Regions from separate parts of the Mus musculus genome. Here region 2 is linked to region 1. A link is a loop called in an ENCODE intact Hi-C map of the cell type or tissue named here. Cell type or tissue: heart. All regions are shown on one strand. Each heading gives the region's core, and the rest is flanking DNA. Links, peaks and the distances in the headings are about the cores only.

The links. Hi-C counts contacts between places; a loop is a spot of excess contacts. Peaks named below come from ENCODE experiments on the same cell type or tissue, not always from the same donor. Only the 100,000 strongest peaks of a DNase experiment are listed, where the experiment ranks them.
Region 2: a loop joins it to region 1, with 3 times the contacts of the local background. A loop is called at or near these places in 3 of 42 quality-filtered maps.

What each region holds. Positions count from the first base shown.
Region 1 is chr1:73,654,542-73,666,547 of GRCm38, reverse strand. The region is part of intron 7 of 6030407O03Rik (RIKEN cDNA 6030407O03 gene); the gene reads left to right. Among named protein-coding and RNA genes, the nearest start is that of C530043A13Rik, 130 kb to the right of the region's middle. In heart, for the core only: a CTCF peak has its summit at 6,100 (motif pointing left); no DNase peak of the experiment used is centred there; H3K27ac peaks cover 282 bases.
Region 2 is chr1:73,732,412-73,744,417 of GRCm38, reverse strand. The region is part of intron 6 of 6030407O03Rik (RIKEN cDNA 6030407O03 gene); the gene reads left to right. Among named protein-coding and RNA genes, the nearest start is that of Gm29183, 89 kb to the left of the region's middle. In heart, for the core only: a CTCF peak has its summit at 7,128 (motif pointing right); a DNase peak (open chromatin) is centred at 7,117.

The sequences.
Region 1 (12,006 bases), core at 1,544-9,543:
TTATACTTCTTCCCTGTTTTGGTGTCTGACAAATTCTTGAGTCTGCGTTCCCTGATGTGATTTTGATATGCCATGTGCTCCTACAGTCTCAATAAGTGTATAAAGCAGAGCCAGTTTTTATCCCTAAGGTTACATCAGGTTTTGCTCTGTGCTGCATGGTTGGTGATGGACAGGTGGTAGTGACTGAGGGCCACTGGGCAGTGGTCATCTTCCATGCTTGAAATGGAGTCAAAAGCTGCTGGTATAACACAGAGCCTCTGGGGGAGAGGAACCTCTCAGGGTGAGGAACCTCCCAGGGTGAGGAGCCTCTCAGGGTGAGGAGCCTCCCAGGGTGAGGAGCCTCCCAGGGTGAGGAGCCTCCCAGGGTGAGGAGCCTCTCAGGGTGAGGAGCCTCCCAGGGTGAGGAGCCTCCCAGGGTGAGGAGCCTCCCAGGGTGAGGAGCCTCCCAGGGTGAGGAGCCTCCCAGGGTGAGGAGCCTCCCAGGGTGAGGAGCCTCCCAGGGTTTTACAGAATGTGGAGTGACTCGAAGCAGGGCAAACAGGATATCAGCAAAGGGGAAAATGGAAGAAGCAGCTGTAACTGTCTGATGTCTGAATGCAACCAGCTCTGATGAATATCCTTAGGATGAAGGAGGAAACAGACATTTTGCTCCTCTCTAAGCCATCCAGGGGCACATAACTGGAACATTTTCTCTCAGAAAGGGTTGATGGATAGATAATATAGGGGTGGAAATAGAGATTTACAAATAACTAGAGGGGTTTTGGTTCACTTTCTTTCTAAGAATGATGACTTCAGGCCCCTCTTTCTTCTTAGAAAATGTCTAAGTACTGATGGACTGTGAGGTTTGTGTTCTATTTAGGGAAGATGAAGATGGATGGAGGGAGAGGAGGATGAAAGGAGAAAGAAGGAAGAAAGAGGTGGGGGGAACAGGTGTATGTATGTGTGCATGGTGCGTGTGTGTGTGTGTGTGTGTGTGTGTGCGCGCGCGCGCATTGCACTTGCTCGAGGACACAGGGATCCAGCTGAATGAAGTCACTGTTAATGGTTCCAAGAACAGAACAGAGGAAAAACAAGGACCTAGAGCATTTCTTGCTTTTTGGTTATGCCTCTCTCTGGGTCATTTCAGTCCAGGTATTGACTGTAATGGAGAATTGGTGAGGGTCTTGCATTTCAGAGAAACCACAGCAAACAGGTAAGTTCCCTGAAAGGCAAGATGGTTTCGTCGTTGTGAAGGGCTCCACTGTAGAAGGTGACAGGAGAAAGGAGGGTTCCGGAGCCACACTAATATATAAAAAGCCAAGACTTCTTTTTAACTGGGTAAATTATAACATGGCACAGTTTCCTAATCTGAAAGATGGAGCTATTGAGAACAACAAGCAGAATGATCAGGAATGCCTGGCTTCTGCTTCTATCGAGTTGGTTAGGAAATTTCAGTATCTCCTTAATGCTCCCCCTTGCGTCCCCTTCAGCCTGTGTTTTTCAGGGGTGGGGAGGAGGGTAGTTGGGGAGTAAGGGGGTAGTTGAGACAGGGTTTCTCAGTGAAGCCCTGGCTGTCCTGTAACTCACTCTGAATACCAGTCTGACCTTGAACTCACAGAGGTCTGCCTGCCTCTGCTTCCTGAGTGCTGGGATTACAGCCTTTCTATCCAAACCATCTCAGAAGCCAACTAAAGTGGAACCCAACAGACTCAAACCCTCAGACAGTTCTTACTGTTGTCTTTGGCTTTTAGGAAGGCTACAAGGACAAGAAAGTGAAAGCATATTGCAACCTGGGAAGGACCACACGACTCATTAGAATTTGGGTGAAAGCTGGAGACATTGTATCTTCTCTTCTAAGTGACTCTGGGGGAGCCTCAACAGTCTCCCTTCTCCAGATCAGAGTTCCTGCGGAGGGTACGTGGGGGGTGGGGTGGGGGGTGGTGGGGGGTGGTGGGGGGTGGTGGGTTTGACTTCTAGGCAGAATATGACTTAGAATTCCCTACTAAGCTACTTGCTTACCTACCCTCTGGAATAAAGTTGCAAAATGGAATCAGATAGCTTTGAAAAGTAGATGACCAACTAACCCAAGTTAAACATTCTAAAGGACCCAAAGCACAATTTTGGGTTTTTTGTTTGTTTTTAATTTCTTGCTGATAAAATGTTCTGGTTGTCTTGGCTACCATGTAGAATTTGATATAAAAGACTTGGGAATCCACAATACAGTGGAAATAGACAATCTTTGAATGGCTTTCCATTCTTTCTAAATCTTCAGCACAGTATCCAAGAGTCGTGTCTCGCTTTGCTCACAAATGACCCTCTCTGTTGCAGCCTTCCTATCATTCTCTTGATTCTTCAACTTGGGCTTCCCTCTCTTCTCTCATACTCTGGGATTCCCTTCTCTGATTTTTCCAGGTAATTTATACCCGACTCTCAGCTTTGATGCCCTTCCTCCAGAGAGCTGTCCCCATCCTTCAGATGTCGCAGGATCCTCTGTTTTAGGCTCTCATTGTCAACTCCATGTCATAGTTAGGACCAAATCACCATGTATCAGTTTGATGTTGCCCTAACTGAAAGAGTTTCTCCAGGAGAACACTGCTTGCCTGAGCCATCTGAGGAGGCCCTGTATGCACTCCAGTATTCTGCTACTGTAGATGCTTAATGAATCAATGAGTATGGAAGGTCTGAGTTCAGTGCCAGAGCCAAGCAACCACAATCAGCAGTGATACTGCAAGGCATCAACAGAGGCTGACCAATGGAGTAGATGATGAGTGCTGGGAGTTCTGAGATGCCATTGGCTGTAAACAGGGAGAGCCCCAGGCTACAGATTACAAGTGGGTGTTGGCCCCTCATTCCTCTCACATTCCAGCTCGTCAAACCCTAGATCTACAGAGGACTCAGCCCAGATTCTTAGGATGTTTCTATGTGTCACACCACCTGATTACCTGATTATCTACAGCCAAGTCCTGCCATTTGCCTTGCTAAGTTTATGCAACAGTGGATGTGGTACTGAATGGGTCAGAATTCAATGACTTTCTTTTTTTTTTAATGGCTAGGTCACAGAACATACGCCAATGTCTATTTTCTAGTATATTTCCAGAGTCATATGTCTGGGATGATGTTAATTTGCCTTCTAGTTTTAGTGAATGAATCTCAGTGTGTCATCTTAGTGATGTCATATTTTTGTAATAATAACTCAAAAGGCACAGGAATGATCCTCTTCATCACTGTAGTATCTTTGTTTATAGTAGGGAGAAGGTTGTGAGCTATGACCACTGTTCCCTACTGCAGGCAAGATGAGAAGCTCCTGGGGTCAGGAAAGTTTGAATGGACGGGTAAACGTGACCCTTGTCTACAAAAGGGACAAAGTAAGATAGGAGGTTGAACATCTTACCTATTGCAGAAGAGTCTTTGACCATCAGGCTATGCTTAAAGTGTACATTAGGGCTAGTTTACCAGGAACTATTCCTACTTTTTTGTTGCTACCCACTCTTTCTTGGCATCCTGATGATTGGCATGGTGACTGCTCTGCATGTTATCTTGTGAAATTTGTAGTATAACTGACATGGCAGATTACACACTGGTAAAGTTACCAGTGCATACATTTAGACATATGATGTGCCCAGAAAGCCACTGCCACAGTCAAGATGATCAGTATATCCCTTATCTGTAAGCCTTTATTCCTAAGCCTTGTAAATCCATTGGATGGCTGATGGCTGTAACACAATTTTTTTTAATTAATTTTCTGATGGATATTTGTACTATTTTCAGCCTGGAGCCATTACAAATTAACATACACACATACAGAAATCTACAAATGCTTTACCTTTGGCAAATATTGCAGAATGACTGGATCCCGTTGGATTTATTTTTCTTTTTTTAAATAATAGTTTACTAATTCCTTGGGATTTTCATACATATATGTAATGTGTTTTGATCATATTTACCTACAATTCCTCTCCTTAATTCTTCCTCAATTCACTCCCTTACAACTTCACATTCTATCTCTTTTTTCTTATAACCCAGCCAAGTCCATAACTACTCTAGTTATTAATATCTGTTAGATATGTAGCAGCAATGGTTTCTCCTTTTCTGTAAGTTGTCTGTTCTTATTCTGCTGATTTTCTTCTTCTTTTAACTGTAATATAACCTCATGTACCAGTTCTTATCATTTCCTGGCCTATTGGTTATTAAGACAAGCATTCCAGTTTTCTTATGAGCAATGTTACCATGACACAGTTCTTCCTATTTTAATTTTAAATCTCTTCATGTCTTTACATTTACTTTTTCTTGTTTATAATATAGTTGGGTATCACTTTATTAGTCCATCTGAAAGTATATGGAATGTGGTGATTATGACCATACTGTTATATTACTATTTTTCCTGTGTTTGTATCTTCTTCTTTTTCCTTTTTGACTGCTTTTTAAAAAGGGGGGTTAATAAAACAATATCCATGACTTACTTTGCTCTGTTTGTTAGAACTCTCTGTCCCTTTATTTCAGTGCTCTCTGCATGGTATATGGAACACATCTTTAACTTATCATAGTCAGCCTTTGAGTATAAGTCATGGTCACTTATAGTGAATGCTGTCACCTCCTAGGGGACGTTTGGTTTCCACAACTTGAGTAGTGTTACTGGTTTAAGTTGGAGCTACAATCCAGGGATGACTCTAAACACTCTGCAAACTAGAACAGCCAACCGAGAGCAAGCATCCACTCATAATATCAGTCATATACATTTGCGGAAATCCTAACTCACTCCAATGCCTTTATGACTGTAGTTGTTCTTTTTACATGAATGGATTTTGTATTATCACAACACACTTTACCTTCCTTCATGTTTCCATAAGCTCCATGCCCTTTTCTCAAAGCTATAAAGCTCATGCTACTTAAAAGGGTTTTTGTCAAAAAAAAATCAAATGTCTTTTTTAATTTTAAAGATTTAACTTTTACTTTACGTGTGTAGTTTTTGTCCACATCTATGTATATGTACACGTGCATTCAGTGCCTGTGTGCAGTGTTCAAGGAGGCTCGAAGAGGATGTTAGATCCTCTGGAAGTTACAGAGAGTTCTGAACCACCATGTAGGTTCTGGCAATCTAACTCTGTTCTTCTGCAAGAGTAACCAGTTCTGTTAATCACTGAGCCATCTCTGTAGCTGCAGGCAATCATCTTCTATGTAGAAGTAAACAGCAGGAAAACATCTTATATATTTACCCACGTCGTTCTATTTTCACTGCTTTTAATCTTTTGTGTAGATTCTGAGTTTCATGTAAGGATCTAGCTTTATGTGACTAAAGCCATCTTAACCATAACTGTCATTTCCCCTACCAAGGGGTACAGCTTCCAAATGCAATAGGATAAAACATCATTAGAATAGTACACTGCACTTTGTGTGTGTGTGTGTGAATGTCACTGATATCTGAATTGCTGGGCTGTTTCCTAAAAGATGTTTGATGTATTAATTTTTTAAAGGCCAAGTACCTTTCATTTGGCTGTAGTCCATCCTTCTGGAGCTCAGATTGTAAAGCCCTTCCTTCTATCTTGGGATGCAGAGGTCCACTTTCTAGCTTGAGTCTAAGACATATCACTGGCTTGTGTATATTTGTAATAAGTTGTATTAAATACAGTCCTGAATTTATTTTTCTCTTTCTTTGTTCTCTTCTACCTTTGCCAGTGGTTTGTATACACTGAGTATGTCCCTGTAACACTCCATCTGACATGCCTTCTCTTTTGCTTGAAGGACTTCCTTTTAATGTTTTGTATAGTATAGGTTTGCTTGTGATCAAACCTTCTGGTTTGTGTATGCTTGAAAAAAAAATTGACCTTTAAAACACCTTTACTTTTGACAGATATTTTCAGTAGGTATAGAATTTTGGGTCTTAGTATTCTGCTCAATGCAGGTAGCGTCCAACTGTTTTTCAATTTACAATATTGCAGAGATGATATGTAGAAACCGTATTTCAAACCTGATTTTGATATGTTTTTAAAGGTCAGTGCTAAGTGGTATGATGCCCTCTTGTAAGGTTGGGCAGTGGCCGTGAGTCATGACTACTAGTCAACTGTAGGATCCCAAGATAGTCACTGGTACCTGCTCGCTCTTTCCTCTGCTAGCAAATATAGCCCTCTGCAGGCATCACAGCCTAGTTCTGCTATATACTGAAGACCTGCTGAGATATCCAGCCTCAGGGATTGAACAACTGCTATGTTCTTGGACCTTCCATTTGTAGGCAGCCATTGTTGAATTAGCTGGATGATACCCTGTAAGCCATTTTAATAAATCTCATATGTCTATGTTACATGTAGTACATAAACATGATACATATGTACATTATATATATGTATATATATATATGCGTGTACATGTATGTGCATGTGGGTGTACAGGTGCAGGTGCAGGTGCAGGTGCAGGTATATGTATATGTATATGTATATGTATATGTATATGTATATGTATATGTATATGTATATGTGTAATGTACCTTTGACTGATATACAGCCTCCACTTTGAACTCTGAAGTTTCAGGTATGGCTGTTATGAGCAGGTGCCATCATCAGTACTCAGAATCTTCGACACTGCTCCTTTCACTCATGCCAGGTAATTCTTTCAGTAGCGTTGGCCACTTTCCTCACACAGACACTAGTGGTCACTCTGCAGGGTACATGACTAAATTCTGTTATTTAATTTTTCTGTTCTGGTTTCTTACTCTAATACTCCACCCTATGAACTCCAGCCACTCTAATCTCACTAGACTTCCAGCTCCAAAACTCTGCTGCCTCTGCTTGAGTTCCTCTATCCTGTGCCATAACGTACAAGCCCTAAGCCAGTAAGCAGGAGCAACCACAAGGCCCACTGAACTCCCTTCTATTATTCAGGAATCACTACCCCTCCCCCCCTTTTTTGGCCTGGTGTCCAATGGTCTCAAAAAGTATTTCTTCATACATCTGGTTTGGTTTTTTTTTTTTTTTTTTTTTTTTTGTTATTTCAGATCAAGTAGCAAGCTCATTACTTATTTCTACTGTCTTAATCAGATTTATATTACTCTAATGAATGCTTGAACTAACCAGTTTACCAGACAGGAAGAGTTACTTAGGTCCATAGTTTCGATCCATGGTTGCTGGAACTTACTAACTTGTATGTAGCATAAAGCAGAACACTGTGGCTTGGGCTGTGGTGGAGCAAACTGCTTGCCTCTTAGCAGCTAAGAATCAAAGAGGGAGGAAGAGGGTTAAGCTCTCATTACCAAAGGAATGAGCACTTGGACCTATCTCTTACAGATTTAGCCACGTCCTGATAGTGCCATGAGGGAACTAGAACGTTGGGGGATGCTTATCTGTACCACAGAAATTTGATCCTGGGAATTTATGGAAGCAGAAACCTGACCTTTTAGCATCTTGACCATGGGAGGTCTCCACAACTGCATGTGCCTGTGGAAATCCACAGGATGTTACTTCTACAGCTATCTTTTTTTTTATTATGCAAAATATATATCTTAACTTGAAGAAATGTTTGTACTATAGAGGAAGTTTAGCAGGCTTGAGTTATTAGTCCTAAGTTGTACAAATAAGCTTTTTGCGTTTTAGCAAATTGTTTGATCATCTTTGGACCCTAGTCCACCAACTCTTAAATAAAGTTTCCAGTGTTTTGTTTATTTGTAGGAGTGTGAAGGGAAATATTTTAAGGAATGTATGTTGACAGCTTGGCTAAGTTGTTATATTCTCATACGTTACCTATCTGCCTTTGTGCTCATGCATTTTGATGTTTTGTCTGTGTTCTCCTGTAGATCGATGTCATATTTGATCTTTACATCTTTATCTTCATCTCCCCCACCTCTCCCTCTGTGCATGTGAGCAGATATTGAAATGTATTTGAATAAGAGTAAATGACTACTGAATGTTGAGTGTCAGCACACTTGTAGACAAATTTAAACTCTTTATGAATATATTAAAAATCCAGCCTGCTTTAACTAAATCACAAAACTTGTGTAATTCTTGTATATGCGATTTACCTGTGGGATGAAGGCACACTTTTTTCATTTTACTTTTGTTTCACATTAATCTAGTTCACAGCATGGGGGTAACACAGTTTTCAAAATCACATCATTGGCAAGGGATTCTATTATCCCATGCTGGTTTATTATTATTTTATGATTTCTCAACCCTGAAATAATCTCAGATTTATAGAAGTGTCAGATAGGCAAAGAGTCAAAGAGTCCAAGTATAACACGCACGCACGCATGCACGCACGCACGTGTGTGGATGCATGTGTGTGTGTGTGTGTGTGTGTGTGTGTGTGTGTGTGTGTGTAAAGAGTCTACACAGCAATGATACAGAAGTCATAAGTGAAAAATTAACACTGAGGGCTAGAGAAATGGCTCAGGAGCTAAGAATAATCACTGTTTCAGAGAACCTGAGTTTATTTTCCAACACCAATGCTGGCAGCTTACAACTACCTGCAAGCTTATAGGTTCTGTAGTTCTGATGCCCTCTTCTGGCCTACACCCCTCTGCCCCCACACAGGTAGCATACATTCAACAAGACACACACACACACACACACACACACATACATATATATATATATATATATATATATATATATATAACTTAAAAATTAATATTAGCCTATCAGTAGTAAGTACAGACTTTATTTAAATATCATTAGATTTTTCACTACTGCTTTTTATCTGTTCTGTGGTCCAGGCTGAGACAACACAGTGCATTAAGTCATTATGCTAGTTTATCGTCAATTTGATTAGATTTAGAATAATCTATGTGACATATCTGTGGGTATGTCTGTGAAGGTGTTTCCAGAGATGTTTAACTTAGGACAGATGACTCGTATCTGAATATTGGTGGTACCAGATCATTGCCTGGTGTCCAAGTTTAAATCAAAACCATGAAGGAGAAAGCAGATGGATATCTGCACTCATATTTCTGCATCTGAACTGTAGACATTATCTACCAATAATTTCATGTTTTCTCTGATTTGCCATCCTTACCATAATGGACTGATTGTTCCCTCAAACTGTAAGACAAATTCTTTCCTTGTTTTTGGCAGTCTCCACAGCAACCTCTAATTGTTTCTCTTAATCTTTCTGTGTTTTTCATGGTGAACACATTGAAGAATTTTCATCAAGTTTGTTGGTAGACCATCTGTAGGGTTGGTTCATCTTGTGTTTTTATCAAAATTAAGAAACCTGGGAGAAGGACACAGAATTGCTCTCTTTATCATATCACATTAGTGTCCGTGTGGCACTAATATCTTATTACTGGTGATATTAGCTTTGACCACTTGGTTAAAGTATTTTCTTCCAGATTGCTATCTTTTTTTGCTTATTGTAGTCTATTTGCTAGAAATGAGTCACCAAGTCCAAAGGACACTCAAGACCAGAGAATGAAATGCTACTTCCTGGAACCACAAGTACCAAAGATGTTAGAGTTACATGTTAAGACAACATACTAATGAATACATATTTGGGGGATATATATTAAGATTATATAAGTATGTTGGATGTAGTTATCTTACTGATCCTGACATTTACCTATAAATATTTTCTATAGTGTCTATGACTGTTGTACCATGATGATAATCTTCCATTTCTCTAATTGCCTCTACATTTACTATCTGGAATTTTTCTATTAAAATATTTGTCCCCCACTTCTAACAGCAATTAAGAAATTTATTATCATCAAAACAAACTCAAAGATATGTATTTTCTTCTTTGGGTTTTAATCCAAACACACACATACACACACACACACACACACACACACACACACACACACACTCTTCTAATCTTGACCATTGAGAGATTTTCTATATTGAATCCTATTTGGTTTTTTTTCTTTCTTCCTATGCCCACCACTGGTAAATTCTGAGTTTATTATAAAAATTTTTACACAAAGTTTTCTGCAGGACATGTATTTTATATAATAGATCATGTTTCTTACTCAATATTTCATGTCTCTATATTAGACCAACATGAGAGATAGGACTTTACAAATAAGTGATGTTCAGTAATTTGGCTGCCCAAACTTCAGTTACATGAATAATAGAGAGAAAAAAATCTATTTTTTCTCTCACTACTTTCTCTCTAAATGCTGAAGGTCAGTGCTCTTGCTTCCACCTCAACAGATTGCATCCTCTGTCACGCACTGACAGAAAGTCCTGCAGTTAAGTGATGTTCCGTGCACTTTTTAAATGAAGTGTAAGTGGTAGGAGAATCTGGAAACCAAGTCCATCCTGAGCAGGAGAATGGGCTGCTTGATCACCTTGCTATCTATATACACACAATTGGGAATAATGGAAAGATGATTTTTTTGATTAGTTCAGAATTATTGGTGGTTTTATTGGGGTGACATAAAATTGGGTGGATTAAAAAAATAAAAGAAGATGAAATTCAGTCTTCTTGTGCATAGCTTTCTACTATTTGATGGTTGTCTGTCTCGTTACTCTCCATGAAGAGTTTCCCTGGCTCTGGGTTCTTTGACCTACACAATGGGCAAATTGTTGGGGGACAACAAGCTTTTGAACACTTCTCTACAGCTCTGCCTCCAGATCCCGAGGAATTTGAGAAAATAAAACTTGTATCCCATCATGGGATGCTGCTGCCAAGTGAAACCATCTAACTTCATGCTTCAGCATCTTTATTGAGTTACTATACTTTTCCAGCAGCTTCCTGAGTTAGATGGTGCCTCTCCTATCACCGGTCTTCATTAGATGTGCTTGGTAGAGTGTGCACTTGTGGAACAGTGAACAACCAGAGAAATGTTGACTTTTGAATGGTTCCATTCATAGAGGTCTTACCTCCTGCTCCCCCAACTCAGTTTCCTTCCAGTTCTTCACACCTGTGCAAGTGAGGCCTTCCAGCCTCCAGCAATGTGGGATATTTCCAATCCAAGTTTATTTAGGCACAGTCTATACAAGTATGTTGTATTTTTAATACATTCAGTATTTTCTCTTAACAGCTGCCTTCTGAGTGGACTCTCACTGGAAAACAAAACAAAACAAAACAAAGCAAAACAAACACAATATGTTTCTTTCACTCTTGGAGGAAGTCACCTGAGTTTGATATTCTTTCCCAACCCAAGCAACTCAGCTCTGTTCTGCTAATCTTAGGTAACTTGTGGGACCGGAAATGGTGGAACAGAATTATAGAGCCATTCACCTGAATAGTTTATGTTCTTTGGACCTTTTCCAGACAGTTTGCTGTATTTCAAGTTAAATCAAATAATTTTTTGTGACCTTTATGGCCCGTCAGTTTCAGCTGTTGTGTAAGCTGTGCCTCTGAATTTCTTGGTTTGCTTTGGCTTGTATGGGATGGGTTATTACAGGCTGTTGAGTGACCCATTAAGGCATCACTTGGGTCTGTAAAACACATGTATGTTTCCACATATGAACATACTTACATTTAAATGTTTTCAGCATTGGTAGAACAGAGAAGCAGCATATATCATGAATAGATTAAGTAATTGATTCAACCAAAAGTCCTTTCCATGGGAACCAGCATTGCTTGCCACATAGTCAATATCGTGGCCAAGAAGGCTATTACCATGAGCTGATCCATGAATTCAGCCATTCACAAACTATTGGATTGAACATTAACTGAGTACTCATCTCTTTTCTGAAGAAAACTGGACAAGGTAGTTGTCCTTGCAAAGTCACATTGCCTGTGAGTTATAACTGAATGGAAGTTAAAGAGCACTGGAACAAGAAGAGAGCTAACCCTTGTGTTGGGTGCCTTGTAAAATCTACTAAATTCATTAAATTCTCCCACTCATCCTGTACAGTATTATTAATGTTGTTATGTTCTCAGGACTCCCTAGTTCTCTAGGCTAGTCCATTTTGTTTTTGTTTGGTTCTTTTTGTTTTGTATTCGGTACTTTTATCTACAACACAACTAAGGTAAAGTAGACAGATAATGAATTGTCATGGCATGAGATATGTACTGTTTAAGGGTCTAGAAAGAGATGGAATTTTCTGTAAGGCAGATAAGTACCTTCAGATTTCATAGCACACAAGAATTACC
Region 2 (12,006 bases), core at 2,214-10,213, 77 kb before region 1:
AGCCTGCTGCAGCCCTCTCTCTCCCGTGGGAGCCAGCCAGCCAAGGCAGACAACACAGAATGATGTCATCCTCAGGACATCCTCAGTCCTTTCTCTTCTCTCTCTCTCTCTCTCTCTCTCTCTCTCTCTCTCTCTCTCTCTCTCTCCTCCCCCTCCCTCCCTCCTTTTCTTCTAGCTTTGTATAAACACAGCTGTTTGTGAGGAATGCTGGCTTGGGAAAACATAAACCGTCTGCATTAATGACCTTTCTTCCCCGCCTTCCACTGAACGTGGGAGACTGGAATGCTCAGGCTCTGCAGACCCTTTGTCCTTGTCTGCAAGGCCAGGCTGTTCAGCTTTCTGCCCAGGCTTGAGGTTTCCAGATACAGTGACCGTGCAAAGTATGTTGGGCCAGACAAGCCTACTGACATTCTAGCTGCAGGTGACACCTCAGGCCATCTAGGGAAGATTCCCAAGGGACACAGAGATAGTAGGCGAGTTACAGGGTAGAGGCTGGAGGTGCTCAGTAGATGCAGATATTCCTTGCATGACTGGTGCAGCCTACATTGCCACCAGCTTCTGGGAGAGGGAGTAGAGGGTTTTGTGTACTCCTCCATGGCAGTTGCAGAAGGGGGTTAAGGTCACCTCCATTGCCACCACCCCCCTTGCCAACATAGTGTGTATATAGTCACTATTTGAGACCAAAATGTCTCCATTCTCTTGAGGAGATGTATCATGGGCAGCTAACAGGAAGAAGGGAGCTGAACTGGTGTCATTTGGCTTCTTTTGGGATCCAGTGATTGTGACCATTTGTAGATATGACCTCTCTGGGTTTGGAGGTAAGGATATTTTTTGATACCTTCTACCAAATAGTGTCTTGACTGAGCATATGCTTGCTTTGGCTCCCTTCTGGGTCTACTGATATTCTGATGGTACACACTCTCATGCAAGGTTTGTGACCACAGCTGTGGAGAAATAACAAGGACTCTTCAGGTCTCCCTTGCTGAGGGTAGGCAGCCTGCCCTGGTGCCCCACACAACTGTCATTGTAGGATGACTGTGATTCTTGTGTGTTGAGTTAAAAATGGTTCAGGGACCAAAGACAAACCTTCTTCCACTTCCCCAGAGTGAGTTGAAATCACAAGGCATGAAAATAGCTAATGGTTATCTCTGTTGACTACAGCTTGCTAAGGCACATATGCAGGTCTGTGTGCTTCTGCCTACTGGCTACCTACTGGCTACCTGCCGTGGTGTGTTGGGCAGCGTAGGAGGTGCTTTGCATTTGTTTCAGTTTTAGCCTCACAGTATCCACCTCTTATCAATTTGTTATTTTATAAATAATGATGAAAACCCAAGATAAAGGTAGCTTATGACTCACTAACTGATGACTTAGCGAAGAGCCAAGAGTCACACCAGCTCAAATGTGAATGTCCGTACAGGGAGTTCAGGAGAGAAGTGGGGAGGGATGAGTAGATAAAATTTAGACTCACAGAAGTGGCAGCTGCAGGGATGAGTTCATTTGAGTGAGGAAAGTAACATCTTTTCCTTTCCCAGACAGTCCTCTTACAGCTGAAACCTAACAAGGTATGGTCCTTCAGAATCAACTTGGCACCCTGTTTTACTGTTTTTAAATGCAGGTATTTTTTCTTTCTTTCTTTTTTCTTTTTTTAGGAAAGGAAGTCTTTGATCCATTAAAGTGCTCCATAGGAGAAACCCCTCATTTTCTTTTAAAATATTTTACTGGTGATTGTGTTCCTTGTAAAGTAATACTTAACAGAAAGTAGTTTGTATCGGAATAAATGTCTGGGAGGTAAATCTCTTAAGGGAGCTGAGAAGTGTTAATCTTTGACATTTACAAAATGCATTTTAAGAAGTTCCTCGAATTGATAAAAATCTGCCAGGAGCACAGGCTTTAAGCAGTAGAAAACTTCACCCTTTTGATCTGGAAAAAAAAAAAATAAGGTAGAGGTGGGTATTAACTTTCTGAGATAGAGCTACCTAATTGGTATCTTTTGGGATTCTACTTCAAAGAAAGGAAAAGAAGGAATTTGAAGAATACTGTTGGTCTGGAACTTCAAATATTATAAGATGAGATGATATTTGTAAAGGCATTTGGAGAAAACTTTGGAGTTGAATGAATAGAGGCTATTATTATTCCTTCCAGGAATTATAGGACAACAAAGGAGACTGAGAGCCATTATTTTCCAAGGCAGCGTTTCCCTATGTTTTCTGCAGAGGTTTGTGCATAGAGTTGCTCATGGATGCTATTTAAATATATTGTGCTAAACAAAGTTTAACACTTTTTTTTAAGGCGTTATGAAATATTTTACTTGTGCATAAAAGTTCTCCCAAGGAGTACCTGTATGATATAAGGGATTTCCAATCTTACTTGACTACTACAGTTTTGTTTTTGTTTTTTCATGGACAGTAGGGAGATAACGTGGCATTGCCTATGGCCAATATTCCCTGAAACACAATTTGAGGAACATGCCCCTAACTTGTAGTCATATTGGCTATAATAAGCCTTTGATGTCATGATGTTTGGAAGCTCTGAAAAGCAGACATTAGGGTTTTAAGGAGAGGAGGGTGGAAGCTATTAGTTTACAGACAAATACTTAAATTAATTCTAATGATTTACAGACAAATATTCAAATTAATTCTAATGAGTAGGTATGGAAACTTGGATGAGACAGCTTACCTTGTTTGAATGTGGCTTGAGTTTGTCCCCTAAAGGATTATGTGTTGGAAGAGTGATCTTAAATATGGTGGTGGTGAGAGATTCTGTGACCTTTAAGAGGTGGAGAGTCATTTGGGGGTATTGTCTAGAAGTGGTTAAGATAGTTCTCCTGGGATTTTTACTATTTCAGAGAAGGTTGATCTATCTATCATGATACCATCTACCATGAGACCTTTGATATAGCTGAGTTATGTTTGGGATTCTTCCTAACTGTGGGCTAAAATTTTTTCCTTCATAAAGGACCCAGCTTCAGGTGTTTTGTTATAGTAACATTAAATGTGATAATACAACTTGGTCATTTAAATCCATTTCATCTCTGTGTGAAGAAGGTGTGATAAAGTCCTAAGATTAGGTAGGATTCTATAGAGAATCTAAGCATTAGACAGCATTATAGCTCAAATTTGAAATATTCCCTATAAGACCATGTGTTGAAGACTTTGTCCTCATGTGGTTGCACTGTTTTGAGACATAGTGGAAACTTAAGGAATAGGGCTAGTTTAAGGAAGTAGTTATCTTGGTATATGTATCTTTGAACACTTTATCTTCTCTCTAGCTGTTGTGTGATACTGTTCTTGGGGGGATATAAACAAATATCAACTCACTCTAGGTAGGGATCCAGAGGCTAACCAAAGTATGGATACCACCAACATCCAACTGTGTGAATTTATGAGTTTTACTGGGGTTATTTCTAGGAATTTGGGAGAAGAGTTACTTACAGGTGCACAAATAACTTAAAAACAGCTATATCAGCAAAGCCTACCCCAACATGACTAACAGCTTATGAAGACTAGAAGACTGGCCCACACCGTACAATCTGTAAATACCTTAACAGTTAGAGAATGTCCTTTGCAGATAGATCAGCTGGTCTGAACCTCTTCCTGGCAGCCTGGCTGATCTCTGCTTCTAAGCTGCATGGTTGGTATAAGAGTCTTCTAGGCAGCTCAATTTGTCTTAAGAGTCTCCTTCATAGCTTGGCTTATTTAAGAATATCTCTCAGCAGCCCCTACAGGCTATATATGCTCCAGGAGCGTGGGACCTAGTAAATCTGGTCACTTTTAGGGACTTCCTGAAGCTACTTTTAATTGTTTACTTTTTGTTTTGCTGAGTTTCACTGGAGATGGAATGCGTTATTGTCCCTTAGAATATCCTGCTGTTTTACTTCCTTGTAAATATCTTGCATATTAATGAGATTCCTTTCAAATTGGGAAAATTTTAATCTCAGAAGAAACTCATACACAGGTGTGGCCCCATCCTCCCTCCTTTGTTTCCTGGCTGCTGTGAGGTGACTAGCCATGTCTGTCAACTTCTTCTACTGCCGGGATGCACTTCTTCACTTCAGATCCAAAGCTACAGGGGTAGGGGACACCAATCGGAAACTCTGAAGCTCTATGCCCAAAGAAAGCCATCTTGTTTTGAGTTATTTCTCTTGGGTATTTGCCACAGTGACAGAAAGTCCAACCTCGGGAGGACTAGCCCAATTCTTTCTCCCAATGGGCAGAAGCTCCTGCTTCTAGTCTCTCTCCCCAACAGGTCCTCCTAGGAAATACTGTTGCATCAATCTTAGCATAGGATAGCACATAACATCAAGCTCCCCAGTATGACATGCTCAAACTTTCTCTTTTCAGTCCTGCAACCATGAAATGGCAGTTCCAATAATATAAATTCAAATTTAAGCTTTATTAGGTTTTTTCTTTTCTTCCTTCCTTTCTTTCTTCCTTCCTTCCTTCCTTCCTTCCTTCCTTCCTTCCTTCCTTCCTTCCTCCCTCCCTCCCTCCCTCCCTCCCTCCCTCTCTCTCTCTCTCTCTCTCTCTCTCCCTTTCTTTCTTTCTTTCTTTCTTTCTTTCTTTCTTTCTTTCTTTCTTTCTTTCTTTCTTTCTAGCTGAGCTTGCAGGGATAGGGGTGGGGTAGGGGGGAGATATTTAAATTCTCCATACTTCGCCATACTTCTTCCATCTGTAATTAGGAGTGGTGATGCTCATCACCTACAAAGTCAGAGGATTAAACAAGCAAAGAGTATCTGCTCTATAGTAAAAGCTGAAAAAAAAATCACTAGTTGTCATTATCATTGTTTCCGACAACTGGCATGGATCCCCCAGTGTACTCTGAACCCCAACTGGCAGAAAAGACAACTCTGGTGTATGTGTTTCTGCTTTGTTTAAGTTAGAGAGTCCACTGCTGCTGACACAGCTAGCAAGCTATTTCTCTATAAGACTCTCTCCAAGAGAACATGCTCAATTCTGCCAACTCCCCGCCCTACTTTTAAGTCCCCATCATTCCTTACAACATTTTTTTTTTTACTTTCAGCATTCAGTTGTGTAATTTTTCATAATTCATTTGAACTTTGGAGAGATATCTTATTTCTCTTTGATTTCCTGGCAATGCCATTGAGTGTATTTGTGCGGAGAGTTGATGGAACTATTCAGCTGCAGAGACCCCCATGGAGGTGCAGGAGTGGTCTTGTTGGGACTGTTCCTTGGGATCACTTTTATACATGTGTTCCTGAACTTAATAAGCTTGGCAAGTTGATCAAAACAGGCCCAAAGCTAGACTAAGCATGAAGGTGGGAGAAAAAGTTAGAGAGAAAAAAGAAATTAGGAATGCATTATGTCTATACAACTTAGACTATTCTTTTTATAGTCTATGTAGAAATATTTTATCCTAGTTCTTCTATACTTTTCTTACAGAACACATAGATTTTATTTTCTTCAAATATACATAGATTTGTTTGCTTCTTGTATGGTTAGGCAGAGCAGAAGAAACTCAGAGGACCACAGCCCAAGGTACGATGGTCCTGGAATCTCTGAAAGTCTCCACAGATTCTGAACTATTTCTGACATTAACTCAGTAAATGGTTAGACTTGAGCCCTGCTGAGCAGTGTACTAGCATTTGAAGAATGAGGGTAGGTAAGTTGAATCTTTTCTTCTGCCATTATGAAAACTTCAATTCCATGAGGACACACTCAAATTAACCATATAATTGCCAAACCATGCAGTCACAGAGACCAGGGACCAATTATTGACCCTACACAAGGCAGAGCTGCTGGGTTGTATACCACAGACCAGGCATCCTGTTCAGGGGTAGGGAGTTCATTTACAGATACAAGAGGTAAAACTCATCCCTTGTCAGGACGAAACAAGATTGCTTTTTACACAATGTCTGGTGCGTGAATTGGTTCTGGTGCTAGATGGAGAACAATGCTTTCTATTTTTTCTGACTTTGAAGTCTCAGCCTTAGAACATTGCATAGCTGTTGTCCTCTCTCTCAGACCTCTTACATCTCTTTGCACAGTTCATGATACATAGTTAGCAATTCTGTCACCATTTGAATGTTCATGCCCCATCACTCTATGCCCCATCAGGCCATCCTGGAATCCCTAGCCCTGCTCCACACAGCCAGGCACATCATAGGCACTCAGTAAGTGATTACTAGAAGAATAAGAAATATGTCTTGCACAATGTCTCTATACAAAGGTCAAACAAACATATCCTAGGCCTTCCTCAGTCTTAAATCCAAATGCTATTCGCTACCATGAGAGAGAGAGAGAGAGAGAGAGAGAGAGAGAGGACTAGAGTGGGAAGAGGAGCTTACATTGTCTTACACCATGGACCATCCAGCTCTCATGACCATAGACTCCCTGACAGGTCAGGAGACAAGTGGAACTGGCTGCTGATGGGCACTATCCATGACAGGTGAGCCAGAAGGCCATCCTAAAGAAGTAGGGAGCCATGCTATGACCCTCATCTGAACTGTGGGTCTTAGGACCCCTCTGGAGGCTCTTAGGGGAGATGCAGAAGATTGTGTAAGAGTCACCCCAAGGAAGCCAGGTAGAGATTGATGCCTGCAGAATGGAATGACTTCTGAAAGCTTGATCTGGCTTTCTCAACTGGGGAGAACTGGAGAGAGGCCACTCACATATCTAAGAATGCTGAGACTAGAGCTGAATGTGGAGAAAGACCAGGGAGTGGGAGGTGATCACTTTCTGAAGGAGGAGAGGGAGGAGGGAGGAAAGGGGGAAGGAACATAGAGAAAAACACTGGAGTCCCTGCCAGGGGAGAGCTTGCCTCCAGGGAATGCTCTGACTCCAGAACTTAGGTGAGATCACCATTTTCTCTCTGGTGACTCTCTAAGGTAGGACCACTCAGGAACGCACAGGATGCAAAAGCAGCAGAGCAGCTGGGATAGGGTCCTGTGGGCCTACATCTGTACCCAGGAGGTGGGGATGTTCTGCAGTCCTCTGTGCACCTTCCCTGCCAGGGGAGAACTTGCCTCCAGGGAGTGCTCTGACCCCAGAACTCAGGTGAGATCACCATTTTTCTCTCTGGTGACTCTCTAAGGCAGGACCACTGAGGAGTGCACAGGATGCAGAAGTGGGCAGAGCAGCTGGGACAGGGTCCTAAGGTCCTCCATCTGCACCCAGCAGGTGGGGCTATTCCACAGCCCTTTGTGCACTGGGCTTGCCAGGAGAGAGCTGGTCTTCCAGGAGTGCTGACACAAGCTTACAGACTCACAAGAGGAACAAGCTCCAGCCAGAGGCAGCAAGAACATCTAACACTAGAGATTACCAGATGGTGAAAGGCAAATACAAGAATCTTACCAACAGAAACCAAGACTACTTGGCATCATCAGAACCCAGTACTCCCACCACAGTGAGTCCTGGATACCCCAACACACCAGAAAAACAAGATTTGGATTTAAAATTATATCTCATGATGCTGGTAGAGAATTTTAAGAAGGACATAAATAACTCCCTTAAAGAAATACAGGAGAACACAGCTAAACAGGTAGAATCCCTTAAAGAGGGAACACAAAAATCCCTTAAAGAATTATAGGAGAATACAGATAACCAGGTAGAAGTCCAGAAAGAGGAAACACAAAAATCCCTTATAGAATTACAGGAAAATATAATCAAACAGGTGAAGGAATTGAACAAAACCACCCAAGATCTAAAAATGGAAGTAGAAACAATAAATAAATCATAAAGGGAGACAACTCTGGAGATAGAAAACCTAGGAAAGAAATCAGGAGCCATAGATGTGAGCATCACCAACAGAATACAAGAGATAGAAGAGAGAATCTCAGGTGCAGAAGATTCCATAGAAAACATTGATACAACAATCAATGAAAATGCAAAATGCAAAAAGATCCTAACCCAAAACATCCAGGAAATTCAGGACACAATGAGAAGACCAAACCTAAGGATAATAGATTTAGATGAGAAGGAGGATATTCAACTTAAAGGGCCAGTGAATAAATTATAGAAGGAAACTTCCCCAACCTAAAGAAAGAGATGCGCATGAACATACAAGAAGCCCACAGAACTCCAAATAGACTGGACCAGAAAAGAAATACCTCCCATCACATAATAATCAAAACACCAAATGCAAACAACAAAGAAAGAATATTAAGAGCAGTAAGGGAAAAAGGTCAACATATAAAGGCAGACCTATTAGAATTATACCAGACTTCTCACCAGAGACTATGAAAGCCAGAAGATCCTGGGCAGATGTCATACAGACCCTAAGAGAACACAAATGCCAGCCCAGGCTACTATACCCAGCAAAAAATCTCAATTACCATAGATGGAGAAACCAAAGTATTCTATGACAGAACCAAATTTACACAATATCTTTCCACAAATCCAGCCCTTCAAGGGATAAAAAGGGAAAACTCCAATACAAGGAGGGAAACTAATCCCTAGAAAAAGCAAGAAAGTAATGTTTCAGCAACATGAACATAATCCCAACTCTAACAACAAAAATAACAGGAAGCATCAATTATTTTTCCTTAATCTCTCTTAATATCAATTCACTCAATTCCCCAATAAAAAGACATAGACTAACAGACTGGTTACAGCAAACCCACCTCAGGGACAAAGACAGATATTACCTCAGAGTAAAAGGCCAGAAAACAATTTTCCAAGTAAATGGTCCCAAGAAACAAGTTGGAGTATCCAATTCTAATACCGAATAAAATTGACTTTCAACCTAAAGTTATCAAAAAAGACAAGGAGGGACACTTCATACTTATCAAAGGTAAAATCTACCAAGATGAACTCTCAATTTTGAACATTTATGCTCCAAATGCAAGGGCATCGACATTCATAAAAGAAACTCTACTAAAGCTCAAAGCACACATTACACCTCACACAATAATACTGGGAGACTTCAACACCCCACTCTCATCAATGGACAGATCCTGTAAACAGAAACTAAACAGAGACACAGTGAAACTAACAGAAGTTATGAAACAAATGCATCTCACAGACATCTATAGAACATTTTATCTTAAAACAAAAGTATATACCTTTTTCTCTGCTTCTCATGGTATCTTCTCCAAAATTGACCATATAATCTGTCACAAAGCAGGCCTCAAAAGATATAAAAATATTGAAATAATCCATTCATCCTATCAGATCACCATGGACTAAGACTGATCTTCAATAACAATATAAATAATAGAAAGTCCACATACATGTGGAAGCTGAACAACACTCTAGTCAATGATAACTTGATCAAGGAAGAACGAAAGAAAGAAAGAAAGAAAGAAAGAAAGAAAGAAAGAAAGAAAGAAAGGAAGAAAGAAAGAAAGAAAGAAAGAAAGAAAGAAAGGAAGAAAGAAAGAAAGGAAGAAAGAAAGGAAGAAAGAAAGGAAGAAAGAAATTAAAGACTTTTTTAGAGTTTAATGAAAATGAAGCCACAACATACCCAAACTTATGGGACACAATGAAAGCAGTCCTAAGAGGAAAACTCATAGCCTTGAGTGCCTCCAAAAAGAAACTGGAGAGAGCATACACTAGCAGATTGACAGCACACTTAAAAGCTCTAGAACAAAAAGAAGCAAATTCACCGAAGAGTAGTAGACAGCAGGAAATAATCAAACTAAGGGCTGAAATCAGCCAAATGGAAACAAAAAGAACTATACAAAGAATCAACGAAACCAGGAGCTGGTTCTTTTGAGAAAATCAACAAAATAGATAAACCCTTAGCTAGACTAGCTAGAAGGCATGGGAACAGTATTCTAATCAACAAAATCAGAAATGAAAAGGGAGACATAACAACAGAATCTGAGGAAATGCAAAAAAAAAAAAAAATCATGAGTTCATACTACAAAAGCCTATACTCAACAAAATTGGAAAACCTGGATGGAATGGTCAATTTTCTAGACAGATACCAGGTACCAAAGTTAATTCAGGATCAGATTAATGATCTAAACAGTTCCATGTCCCCTAAAGAAATAGAAACAGTCATTAATAGTCTCCCAGCCAAAAAAGCCAAGGACCAAATGGGTTTAGTGCAGAGTTCTATCAGATCTTCAATGAAGACCTAATAACAATACTCCTCAAACTATTCCACAAAATAGAAGCAGAAGGTACTCTACCCAATTTGTTCTATGAAGCCACAATTACTCTGATACCTAAATCACACAAAGACCCAACAAAGAAAGAAAACTTCAGACCAATTTCCCTTATAAATATCGATACAAAAATACTAAATAAAATCTTTGCAAACAGAATCCAAGAACACATCAAAAACGACCATCCATCATGATCAAGTAGGCTTCATTCCAGGGATGCAGGAATGATTCCACATATGGAAATCCACCAACATAATCCACTACATAAACAAACTCAAAAAAAAAAACAAAACCCAACACATGATCATCTCATTAGATGCTGAAAAAATGGATGTTGACAAAATCCAACACCCATTCATGATAAAAGTCTTGGAAAGATCAGGAATTCAAGGCCCATACCTAAACATAATAAAAGCAATATACAGCAAACCAGTAGCCAACATCAACCTAAATGGAGAGAAATTTGAAGCAATCCCACTAAAATCAGGGACTAGACAAGGCTGCCCACTCTCTTCCTACCTTTTCAATATAGTACTTGAAGTCCTAGCCAGAGCAATTAGACAACAAAAGATCAAGGGGATACAAATTGGAAAGGAAGAAGTCAAACTATCTCTATTGGCAGATGATATGAAGTATATTTATGTGACCCCAAAAATTCCACCAGAGAACTCCTAAATCTGATAATTAGCTTCAGCAAAGTAGCTGGATACAAAATTAACTCGAACAAATCTGGCCTTTCTCTACACAAAGGATAAACAGGCTGAGAAAGAAATTAGGGAAACAACACCCTTCACAATAGTCACAAATAATATAAAATACTTTGGTGTGACTCTAAGTAAGCATTGAAAGATTTGTATGATAAGAACTTCAAGTCTCTGAAGAAAAAAAAAAAACAAAGAAAATTTCAGAAGATGGAAAGATCTCCCATGTTCATGGATTGGCAGGATTAATATAGTAAAAATGGTCATCTTGCTGAAAGCAATCTACAGATTCAATGCAATCCCCATCAAAATTCCAACTCAATCCTTCACAGAGTTAGAAAGAGCAATTTGCAAATTCATCTAGAATAACAAAAAACCTTGGGTAGCAAAAACTAATCTCAATAATAAAAGAACTTCTGGTGGAATCACCATCCTTCCTTGACCTCAAGCTGTACTACAGAGCAATTGTGATAAAAAAAAAAACAAAACAAAAAAACAAAAACTTCGTAGTACTGGTACAGTGACAGACAGGTAGATCAGCAGAATAGAATTGAAGACCCAGAAATGAACCTATACACCTATGGTCACTTGATCTTTGATAAAGGAGCTAAAACCATCCACTGGAAAAAAGACAGCATTTTCAAAAAATGGTTCTGGCTCAACTGGTGGTTAGCAAGTAGAAGAATTCAAATTGATTTATTCTTATCTCCTTGAACAAAGCTCAAGTCCAAGTGTATCAAGGACCTCCACATAAAACTAGAGACACTGAAACTTATAGAGAAGAAATTGGGGAAGAGCCTTGAACATATGGGCACAGGGGAATAATTCCTAAACAGAACAGCAATGGCTTGTGCTGTAAGACCAAGAATTGATAAATGGGACCTCATAAAATTGCAAAGCTTCTGTAAGGCAAAGAACACTGTCAATAAGACAAAAAGGCAACCAACAGATTGGGAAAAGATCTTTACCAATCCTAAATCTGATAGAGGTCTAATATCCAATATATACAAAGAACTCAAGAAGTTAGACTCCAGAGAACCAAATAACCCTATTAAAATGGGGTACAGAGCTAAACAAAGAATTCTCAACTAAGGAATACTGAATTGCTGAGAAGCACCTAAAAATGTTCAACATCTTTAGCCATCAGGGAAATGCAAATCAAAACAACCCTTGAGATTCCACTTCACACCAGTCAGAATGGCTAAGATCAAAAACTCAGATGACAGTAGATGCTGG